Regions from separate parts of the Homo sapiens genome. Here region 2 is linked to region 1. A link is a loop called in an ENCODE intact Hi-C map of the cell type or tissue named here. Cell type or tissue: GM12878. All regions are shown on one strand. Links, peaks and the distances in the headings refer to the core of each region. The heading gives the core; the rest is flanking DNA.

Region 1 (5,360 bases), core at 361-5,360:
TCCATCCATTTGTAATGGAAGCATCTATTGTGGTTAACCTATGCGTCTGGCCTTTACATGATGGATATGTGGGAGGCACCAAGAGGAACAGTACTTGAATGCTTTGCTTAAGGAAACTGACTTAAGGAGACTCAACTGCAAAAGGACCTAACTTAATTAGAGAAATAAAAGGTTTGCTTCTCGAGGTCTATTTACAGACTAAGAATTACAAAATAAAAGATCTAGTGTATGTGGATTAATAATTTTAATAAGCGAAAGTGGTATGTACTTTCTAAAGTATATCACAAATGTGATATAAAGAGATAATTGAGAGGCAGAATAATGTGTTGGTCAAAGTGCAAGCCCTGAATCAGAATGGATGGAATCAAATCATGGCTCCACTCACCTCTAGTTCTATCAATGAAGGCAAGTCAGTTATATGCTCTGTGCTTTCATCCCCCATTTGTAAATCAGACATGACAATAGTACTTACCTAGGGTTGTTGTGAGAATTAAATTAGTGAGAATATGCAAAACATTTAGAAAAGTTCTTAATAATTATAGAGATAATTTACCTACAAAAATCTAATTGACAATGATGACTTTTATTGCTGAAAGGAAGGAAACTTTTAACTCCTCTCAAATTACTGGGAGTTCAAAAATGAATCTTGTTGAGTGAAGAAAATTGCTACAGAAGACTTTGGAAGTGATTACACAAGTACAACATAGTAAAGCTAGAATCTTCTGCCACTTGTCAAAATAAACTAAAAATAGATGAAGAATAATAAACACTAAGTTGTGAATCCTAGTGTCTACTTACGATAATTTAATGACAATAAATCTAGGCAGATCTACTGGGTTATGCTAAGACATTTTCCTAGCTGTATCTAATTTGATTGACTTTTTCTGTTTAATTAGTGAATATTATAATTATGTGTTCTGAAAGTTGTATGAATTTCATACCATCAAATAGCACTAATGCAAAATAGAGCAAAATATCAAGACTTAGAGTCTCTTTTGTGAACTTGCCTTCTTGCAAAGAATATAGTTAACTCCCTGGAGTAATCCTTATTTGTCTACATAATGAATGCTGTGGGAAAATGAGGCACTTCCACTCTTGTTCTCATCGGCATTGATATGACCTTGTCTGATTTAGTTGAACCAAGGGCATTTTCAATAATTACAAGCTCAGAGGTCTACCACAGATCCTCTCATGGGAGGATTACTTAATGTAGGCAAAGTAGATACAACCCTTCATGTCTGGTCCATTTTAATTTATTGGTTGCCTAAATATTCAATCAGAGCTTTCACCAGCTATATTTGTAGAGCTGCTCAAATGTTTTTATAAAAGTAAGCACATAGAAATTACAAACGGTGCTTCTTTTCATTCTTGCAGGCTGACACCTACAAAATATATTTTGTTAGGTTATAAATAGTTAAAAAACTTTTTTGAGCTACAATGCTTTTAATTGCTTAATTTTGTAGTTTTTAGAAACATGTTCTAGAAATATTTAGGAAACAATATCACATCCTGTGGCATCAAGAAAGGCAGGAACTTTGTTTTTCTAATTAATAAAGAAGGCTAAAAAGAGTCAGTTGTTAAATAGGCAATGGGAAACCATAATTGTAATCCATGGGAACCACGGATTTTTGCTGGAATATAAAGGATGATTTAAAATTAGCTTAAGATTTCACTGATTCTTAATGTATTTTGTTGATATATTGATTAGAAAAAAATTACATTTAGCCACACCTAAACTTATTTTGGCTTGTTTATCAAATTTTCAGATTAATTCTTGTTGATCAGTTTCCTTTCCTCCTTCCTTCCTTCCTTCCTTCCTTCCTTCCTTCCTTCCTTCCTTCCTTTCTCATGCTCCACAACAAACATTTGTTAGGCAACAGTTCATTTACTAACACCATAATAGGTGCTAGAGATTCCAGTAGAAATCATAATCTCTGTCACCATGAAGTTCATGAATTTACAATAAAAACAAAACCAATTAACAAAGGTGGGCCCCGAATTCAATGACTGGCCTCCTTATAAGAAGAGGAGAGGATACAGAGACCCAGAGAAGAAGGCCATGAGAAAACAGAGGCAGAGATTGAAATTATGCTGCCACAAGAGGAGGAACACCTGGAAGCTGGAAGAGGCAAGAAAGGATTCTTTCCTAGTGCATTTGGAGGGAGCATGGTCTTGCTGACTCCTTGATTTCAGACTTCTAGGCTCCAGACTTGTGAGAGAATAAATTTCTGTTGTATCAAGCCACCCAGTTTGTGGTACTTTTTGTGGCATCCTTAAGAAACGAATACAGACATGTTCACTTTGAAGTACCTTTGGGACAACTGAGTCGAATGGTCAAAAGAAAGATGAATTCAGGGATTTGGAATTCCAGCTTAGGCTGGAGATAAAACTTTGAGGATTATCAGTATGCGATTTGGCAATAAAGCCATATAAGTGGCTAAGATCATCCAACGCACTGTGTAGAATGAGACAAGAATTCCATCTAGGGCCATGAAGAACAGTACCTTTTAGGAAGAGACCAAGGTGGAGGTGCTCACAAAGGGAGACTGGAGAGGTAGAAGGAAGACCAGGATAGTGGAGGGGCACATGCAGAGGGTTTCAAGGGTTAAGTGCAGCAGACTGGTCAAGTAAAATAAAGACTTTGTCCGTTGCATTTAGGAAAAGGCAGTTGTGGTGACCTAACTGAGACTTCAGTGCAAGAGTGGAGTAATTTTCAGGAATGACTGAGAGATCCAAAAGTGAGTCCAGGAAGTGTAGACAGCTCTTTCCAGGGGATTGAATGTGAAAGGTGGAAAACCGACTGCAACTAGAAGCAAAGAATGAAGAAGACCTTTCACATTGCTTAATTGTCACTATTTGGATTTTCTTACAGATGATTATGCTCTTAACTAATGAGACACTTTGATGTTTAGACAATGATGATAAAACAAAACAGTACCTCATTTTAATTGTTGTTGTCCACAAAACTGCTCACTAAATTATGGCAAAGCAACTAGAACATGTTTTACAGATACAAATCTAAAAAGTCAGTAAATGAGAATCTGTTGTTGGTAGAAATTTTCTGCATAATTTACAAAGAGGGAAATTATAGGCAGAATAATGTTTTGAAATGCAAAACATCTGACTCATAGTAGAGATGAAGAGCAGTGAATGACCCATGAGAGAAACTTATCTTATTGTTCACACACAGGGTAGAGAAAATTCAAACCGATAAGGCATCAGGCAAAGCAAAACTGCTTTAACGAAGGTGAGTCATAATGCCACTCAGGGAGATGAATCAGGTGCCCACATGTCCAATCACTTTCATAATTACAGCTCCCTACATCTTTTAAATTAAAACTGAAGTCAGGTAACAACTAATGTCCCTTTAGAACAAACTTAGCCAAATGGAAATAGACAGAGTCCTAAGAAGTAAAATGAGCATATCAAAGAGATGCAGCTTTTCTGGAAAGGAAAAAAAGAAAGAGGGGCAGTGGCTCACACGTGTAATCCCAGCACTTTGGGAGGCCAAGGTGGGTAGATCACTTGAGGCCAGGAATTCGAGACCAGTCAACATGGCAAAACCCTGTCTCTACCAAAAAGACAAAAATTAGCCGTTCATAGTGGCACATGCCTGTAGTCCCAGCTGCTCCAGAGGCTGAGGCACAAGAATCACTTGAACTTGGGAGATGGAGTTTGCAGTGACCTGAGATCATACCACTGCACTCCAGCCTGGGTTGCAGAGTGGGACTCTGTATTAAAAAAAAAAAAAAAAAAAAAGAGAGAGAGAGAGAGAGCTTGCACAAAAGCAAGCCATCCCTTTAAGTGTAATGTCATGACTGCTGGCCCCAAAAGACTTTTAAATGCTTTTATTGTGCCCTCTGTTCCAACTGATTTTGATACCTTCCCATCATGGAATCACTACAGTAGTTTTTGCTCAACATGAAGTCTTAGATATATTATACCTGAGGCCCCTAAGGTTTCCTGCTCAAGCCAGGAGAGTAAGCAGCCTCCCTGCCCCCTCCCACCCACTTCCCTTCTAGCTTTCACAGTCAATCAAAAGCCTAGTAAATTCTACATCTTAGACATCTACCCTCTGTCCTTTCCCAGAGATACAGCCTGATCTAAGCTGCTACTGACTTACCTGTAACAACTAGTTTCACTCATCCTGGTTGCCTCCTTTAGGCAAAGCTACAGCACAGCTAGCGTGAACATGGAAACATACAAATCAGATATCATTCTGTTGCCTAAACCTTAGATGGTTTCCCGCCAAGACCAACACAAGCTTATATGAGCCTCTGTGAGAATTTTGAAAAAAAGGTAATTGCCCCTACTATGGGATAAGCAGAAAAGAGCCACATTTCAGACCCGATTTACCCTGTGGTTAGGCTTATTTATGTGGCGATGAAAATGCAGCAGACGTTGCCTGTAGAATAAAATCCAGACTCTTTAAAATGGCTTATGAAGCCCTCTACAACCTGGCCCCTGCCAATCTCTGCAGTCACCTCTCACCATTCTTTGATCTTGCTCTTACAGATCAGTTTCAGTTCCTTGACCATATCATGTTCTCACTTATATCTTTGCCAAACCTGCCACTGTTTGGAATAGTCTTCCCTCCTTTGTGACCACATAATTCCTGCTCACTTTTCAGGTTTTGACAAAAATATTACCTCCCTTTACAGGTCTTCCCCGATGCCCTTGATTAAAAATGCTTTCTTGCCATACACTCCCCCAGATCACCTAAATGTGTCCTTGCATAACAGTCATTAGGATTCATTGAAATTGCTGGCATAGGCTGAGTGCAGTGCGCATGCCTGTAATGCCAGCACTTTGGGAGGCTGAGGCAAGTAAATCACTTGAGCCCAGGAGTTCAAGACCAGCCTAGGCAATGTGGTGAAACCCCATCTCTACAAAAAAAAAAAAAAAAAAGAAAAGAAAAGAAGTAACTGGGCATGGTGTTGCATGCCTGTAGTCTCAGCTACTCAAGAGGCTGAAGCTGGGGGGTTACTTGCGCCTGGAAGTGTAGGCTGCAGTGAGCTGTAATCGTGCCACTGAATTCCAGCCTGGGCAACACAGTGAGACCCTGTCTCAAAATAAGAGAGAAATTGCTGGTATAACGTCAACATTTTCTAATGAACTCTCAGCTCAAAGAGAGCAGAGATTTTGTCTGTTTGCTCCCCACTGTATTATCTGTATATAGTAATGTGTCTGATGCTTAGAAGCTCAAGAAATATTTATTGACTGAATAAATAATTACATGAATAAAAAAGCCTGGAATCCTTGTTACAGTATAGTGGGAAGAGGTCTAGTCCAGGCTCTTCCACTAACTTATTGGTTCTGTGACTGTAAACAAGTTTCCTAACCACGGTGAGCCTACTCTT
Region 2 (5,386 bases), core at 270-5,269, 55 kb after region 1:
TCAAACAGATTTCCTTGAACTTAGAGGAAGATGTAATTGACTGCACCCTGTGCTGTCAATAATAAGTGACCTAAAGGGAAGGATAGACTATATTTCAAATTCTAGTCTGCCATTTAAGATATTTAAAGCAATAATGCCAACTCTACTTTCTGATCATTTTATTTTGCAAGGAAATTTTTTCCCAGAATATTTTTTCTTTCTATGCATTCTTTTATTTAATTACACAATAAATTTAACCAGCTTTACAGACCAATACATATATATCTACAAAGGATGTATTTCATTTTTGATGAACATACTATGGCTTATTTAACAAGTTATCCTTACTAATAGGCATTAAGGTTTCCAATAAATATTTCAATAATGAACATCCTTGAACATATTTTTATTTATTTATTACCATTTTAATAACCACATTTATTTTCATTATTCTTATAGCACATCTATTCTTAGCCACTCATGTGATTTGAAAATACTTTTATATTAAATGTCTATTTAATCAATATTTCCTCATCTTTATAATGATTCATTTGCATCTCTTCCAAAACTTCAAGTTAATGTCTAAACTCAATTTTCTTTTGTTTCTCTTCTTCTATTTTTATTTTAGGTGCCAGGGGTACATGTGCATCTATGCTTTCTCATTCAGGCTGTCTAGACATGCTCTAGGGGAAAAAGCTGAGCCAAACAATGACACCCACTGAGAATTTTATGCATGTGGGAGAAAAACCCCTGAATAACACAAAAGGAAAACACAATATTAATACAGTCTTGCTATTACTGGCAATGTGGGCACAAAGTATAAAAAATTACATTTCATGTTTAGGAAAAAAGATGAAAAAATTTTTTTACTTGTAGAAAGTGCCAAATAACAAAAATTCTCCATATTCCTGTAGGATAAACTCACCTGGAATTTCATCAAATGAATAGAAATGAGGATGAATAATATTCCACTGGCATATAATTGGCATGACCACTATATGGATTGAAGGTGATTTTAATCATCAATGGAAGATACAATGTACAGTGGTTGTTTTCTGGATTCCGGCTTTTCCCTCCCCTGTATTAGGTCAGCCTGACCCTGTACTGTGCCATTTATCCTCACTGACTCCTCCCATATCCCAAATTCCAGGAGTTTATACTTCCTGTGGCTCACTTAAGCAGAGGCATCTAAAGAATGAGATGCTTGAAGGTGAGTATCACCCCATATGTAGCCAACATCTTCTTAAGTAGGTTCCAATGATTTAGGGAACTTTAAAAGGTTCCCAAATACATTTTCTAAAATCCACAGTTGCCATGATCAGAGCTACTTGGGGATGACACAGAGAGTTAGAACATTACTTCTCAGAGGTCTTATTTCAATTGTAGGCAAACATGATCTAATCACCATTATAATAACAAGTTGGGCCACTACAGGGCTTTACAATGTACACAGCACCATGGCACCTTTTATCTGGTTTGAGTCTGACTACACCCCTGAGAAGCAGGCAAGGCAAATACCATTCTCACTTTGCTGAAAAACTGAGGGTGAGAAGGGTAATACAGAGTGCATGTGACAGAAGAAAGGTTGGAACTAAATTCCTTTTAAAGAGGCACCTACAAGCAAAATTTTGCACATAATTCCAGGAATTGTGTAGACCACCCATAGCCTATCCAAGAACACCAGGTTAAAAATATTTGCCCTCAGACAGACTGATTTAATTGGTCAGGGGTGGAACTCAGGTATTTTTTTAAAAAGCTTCCCAGGAAATTCATATTTGTCCAAAACTACTTCAAAAATTCATATTTGTCAACGTTGACTGTTGGGTCCTGTTGCCTTCTTTCTCATTTTTTTTCCTTTCCAAATCGCTCTTTGTTTTACTTAATATTATTTTCTATTACGTCTATCTTTCTGTTTTTAGCCTTCTCTTCTCACTCAGCTTTTGTTGCAAGTCTGGAAATTACTGAATACAGTCTTCTTTGGCTCTTTCCTTCAGACTACATACTACTGCCATCTATGTTTCTGTTCTTCCTCCTTTTTCAAAACTATTATTCTCTCCTGAAGCTTCACCCTTCTAGAATATCAGTATTCCACCTCGATTATTTTCTACCTAATGAGCTAATTAGCATTAATGGAAAAACTACTGAAGTTAGGAAATCAGAGATCTTCCAGTAAGTCAGTGGCCTCAGGCCCAATCAGTAAAATAAGGAAAAATATACCTACCTGATAGAATTTTTGTGAGAAACAAATGAAACACATACTCAATCATGGGAATAAAATACTCAATACTCAATAATAAAAATATTTTTAAAGACTATCTCCTTGAAGTTCTTTTTATTCCTTATCTATTTTTTGCTGCAACCCAATACAATATTCTGTACTCTTTCCAAGTTATATGCCTCTGTTTTTTACATACCCACTCTCATTTCTAATTTTAAAATTTAGCATATGTATTCTATAACCCCACAGTGCCCAGAAAAATGTTATTCTGGATTTGGCAAGAATTTTTTGTAACCCCAGTTCTAAACTGTTAATAATGGCAGGGAGAGGTGCTATGGCTTATTATTAAACTGCTTTATTGTTAGCTCATTAATCATACACAGGTCCAGAAGAATATTCAAAATGTTTCTTTCAGGTTGAGTAGGTACCTGATCTAAACATGGTCCATTATGAGTAGGTGTTCAGAAATGACTCATCTTTCCTCCAATCATCTCCTTTAGTGTCTTGAGAGCTCTGAGCCTTTGACCTTTCTCCTTATTTTCTTTACCTCTACAGCCTCTTTGCTTCTTTTTGCTATGGTCCCTCCTTAGCTGCAAAAGAATGCAGCCTGGTGTTATTTCATTCTATTGAATTCCATTTAGGATGAGGTTTTGGGTTAGTGGTGAGGTTTGGATGGTACTAGGAACATCTAAAGCCAATTGGAATGTCTTTTCCGGCTGCTATTAACAAATACCAAAAAGTTATGGGGTCTCTCCCAGTTCTGGAGGTTGAGAAGTCCAAGATCAGGTTTCCACCTTGGTTGGGTTCTGGTGAAGGTCCTCTTTCAGATTGCAGATTGCCGAGTTCTTGCTGTGTCCTCATGTGTTGCAAGGGTGAACAAGTTCCCATGGGCCTCTTTTATAAGTGAACTAATCCCATTCATGAGAGCTCTGCCATCTGACCTAATCCTCTCCTAAAGGCCCCACTTTTTAATACTATTACATTGGGGATTTGAATTCAACATAGAAATTTGGGGAAAACACAAATATTCAGATGATAGTACAGAATTTCAAATTTTCCAGATTGACTTCTTAGGATATTCTTATGCTCATTATGCTAAAAATCTCTGTTCAATATTGAGCCCATTTAGATGACTTGTCTGTGGTATTGTGCCAAAATAGCCTCTTTTTCTGCCCGTGGTCACTTCTCAAGAGCCCCCTTCTATTTTAGACTTGATTTCTATCATGAAACAGGGAAAGGAGTGTAAAAACCCATCTAGCTAAAACCACCACCCAGAGCACAGACCAGGAATCCAGTGCTCTGTCAACTGCTAATGTTAGTTTGTTTGAACTTTGGAATTAATTAGATGTATACACACCTCCTAACAAAATATTTAACAATTGAGTCCCTATCATTCATGTCTCTTCAGTCAACTTTTAGGCTCTTCTTTCTCATTCTCTGCAACCAGAAACTGTTTCCCCACCTCTGCTCATCCTTTAACATGCTGTCATACTGCCTTATTTCCTTTTACCATCAAACTACTAAAAAGATTAGTCTACAATCAGGGTATCTTTTCCCACTCTTCAATTCCTTTCATCTTAAGCTTCTACATTCTTCACCTGAAGGAAATTGCATTCTTGAAGGTCTCTGCCCTCATAATTGCCAAATAAAGTGACATTTTGGTCTCTCTTCTCCTCTATCTTCCTGGAAGTTTTGACAATGTTGACTAATCACTTTAAAATTTTTTTTCTTTATATCCACAGTAAGAGTTGTCTTTCTTCTTTTATTTTTCTCAATGATTCTCTCTCTCTTTTTTGCTAAAGACTTCTTTCTAAAGTACATGTGAGGAAATCACTTAAGTTCCTGGTTCTCAACTTCCTCACCTATAAAATGAAAATATCCATTCCAAAAAGAATCATGAACATTAAATTATATTAGGTACTCCAAAAATATAATTATCCTCCTTTAGTGTAAACATTTATCAGAATTCTGTCTTTGGTACTATCTCTCTTCATCATTGAATTTTACGAATGAGAATAAAATCTTTACCTTAAGCCCTCAACTCTCTCCAGAACCCCATACCAATATTTCCAATTTGTATATCATGCTTCATGTTCAGTAAATCTACAAAACCAAACTTATCATGTCATCTTCTCCCTCATCAAAATAAACATCTGTTCAATTCTTTCCTATCCTTATTAGTAGCATTCCAAAGTCCCAATCAACAAGGCTCAAATCATTAGTCATCTTTGGCTCCCTTAGACCTAATCCATCTATCTACTGCTAATTCTTTATCCAAAGTGTCTCTTGCACCAAAGACTACATAAAATGTATAAAACATTATAGCCAAGTGTTACTTATATTAGCATCCAAAGTAAAACAATGTAATCTGCCATATCAACAGAACCAAGAGTACACGCAATAAACTGATAGCCTACATTGTAGTTAATGTTGAAACACTGTAACATTGTCTGCTTTCCCCAAAGATAGGGAACAAGGCAATAATTCTTGGTTTTACCACTTCATTGCATCATTTTACTATAGTCACAGCAATAAGAAAAAGAAATAAAAGGCACAAATATTAGAAAAAAAAGTCAAACTATCATTATTATAAGATGACATAAAAGAATCCTATGGAAGTTATTTTTTAAAAAAGCAAACAAGTACTCTAGCATTTAAATAAAATTAAAATGGTAATATAAAACTCAACTGCATTTCTACATGCCAACAACAAACAATTAAAATATGAAAGCAATAAATAATACTAAATTATTAACTCAGTAAATAACAATTTTTTTCCTTGTAGCAAAAATTAAATCTTGACCCCCACCTCACACCATACACAAAGCAATCTGAGATGGATTATCGACCTAAATATAAAAACCAGAACGAGAAAACTTCTAGAAAAAAGTGGGAGCATATATTTACAACCTGGGACAAGTCACAAAAACACTAACCATAGAAGAATAAAATGATACATCTGACATAAAAATTAAAATATTCTGCTCATCAAAAGGCACTTGAGAAAATGTTTAGGCAAATCACAGAGTAGGAGAAAATATTTAGAGTGCATACACCTGAGAAAGGACCCATATCTTGTGGGGTTACAGAAGAATTTATAAAGAATTACTACAAATAAACAATCACAAAGCTGAACACCCCTAAAAAAAAGAGGTGAGCAGATACTTCACAAAAGAAGATCTAAGAATT

What was found. Peaks named below come from ENCODE experiments on the same cell type or tissue, not always from the same donor. Only the 100,000 strongest peaks of a DNase experiment are listed, where the experiment ranks them.
Region 2: a loop joins it to region 1, with 2.0 times the contacts of the local background. A loop is called at or near these places in 1 of 110 quality-filtered maps.

The regions. Positions count from the first base shown.
Region 1 is chr12:99,378,960-99,384,319 of GRCh38, forward strand. All of the region lies in intron 12 of ANKS1B (ankyrin repeat and sterile alpha motif domain containing 1B), which reads right to left. Among named protein-coding and RNA genes, the nearest start is that of GARIN6, 270 kb to the right of the region's middle. RefSeq lists a silencer at 3,226-3,325. In GM12878, for the core only: no CTCF peak of the experiment used is centred there; a DNase peak (open chromatin) is centred at 3,242.
Region 2 is chr12:99,434,147-99,439,532 of GRCh38, forward strand. The region is part of intron 11 of ANKS1B (ankyrin repeat and sterile alpha motif domain containing 1B); the gene reads right to left. Among named protein-coding and RNA genes, the nearest start is that of GARIN6, 210 kb to the right of the region's middle. In GM12878, for the core only: no CTCF peak of the experiment used is centred there; a DNase peak (open chromatin) is centred at 2,665.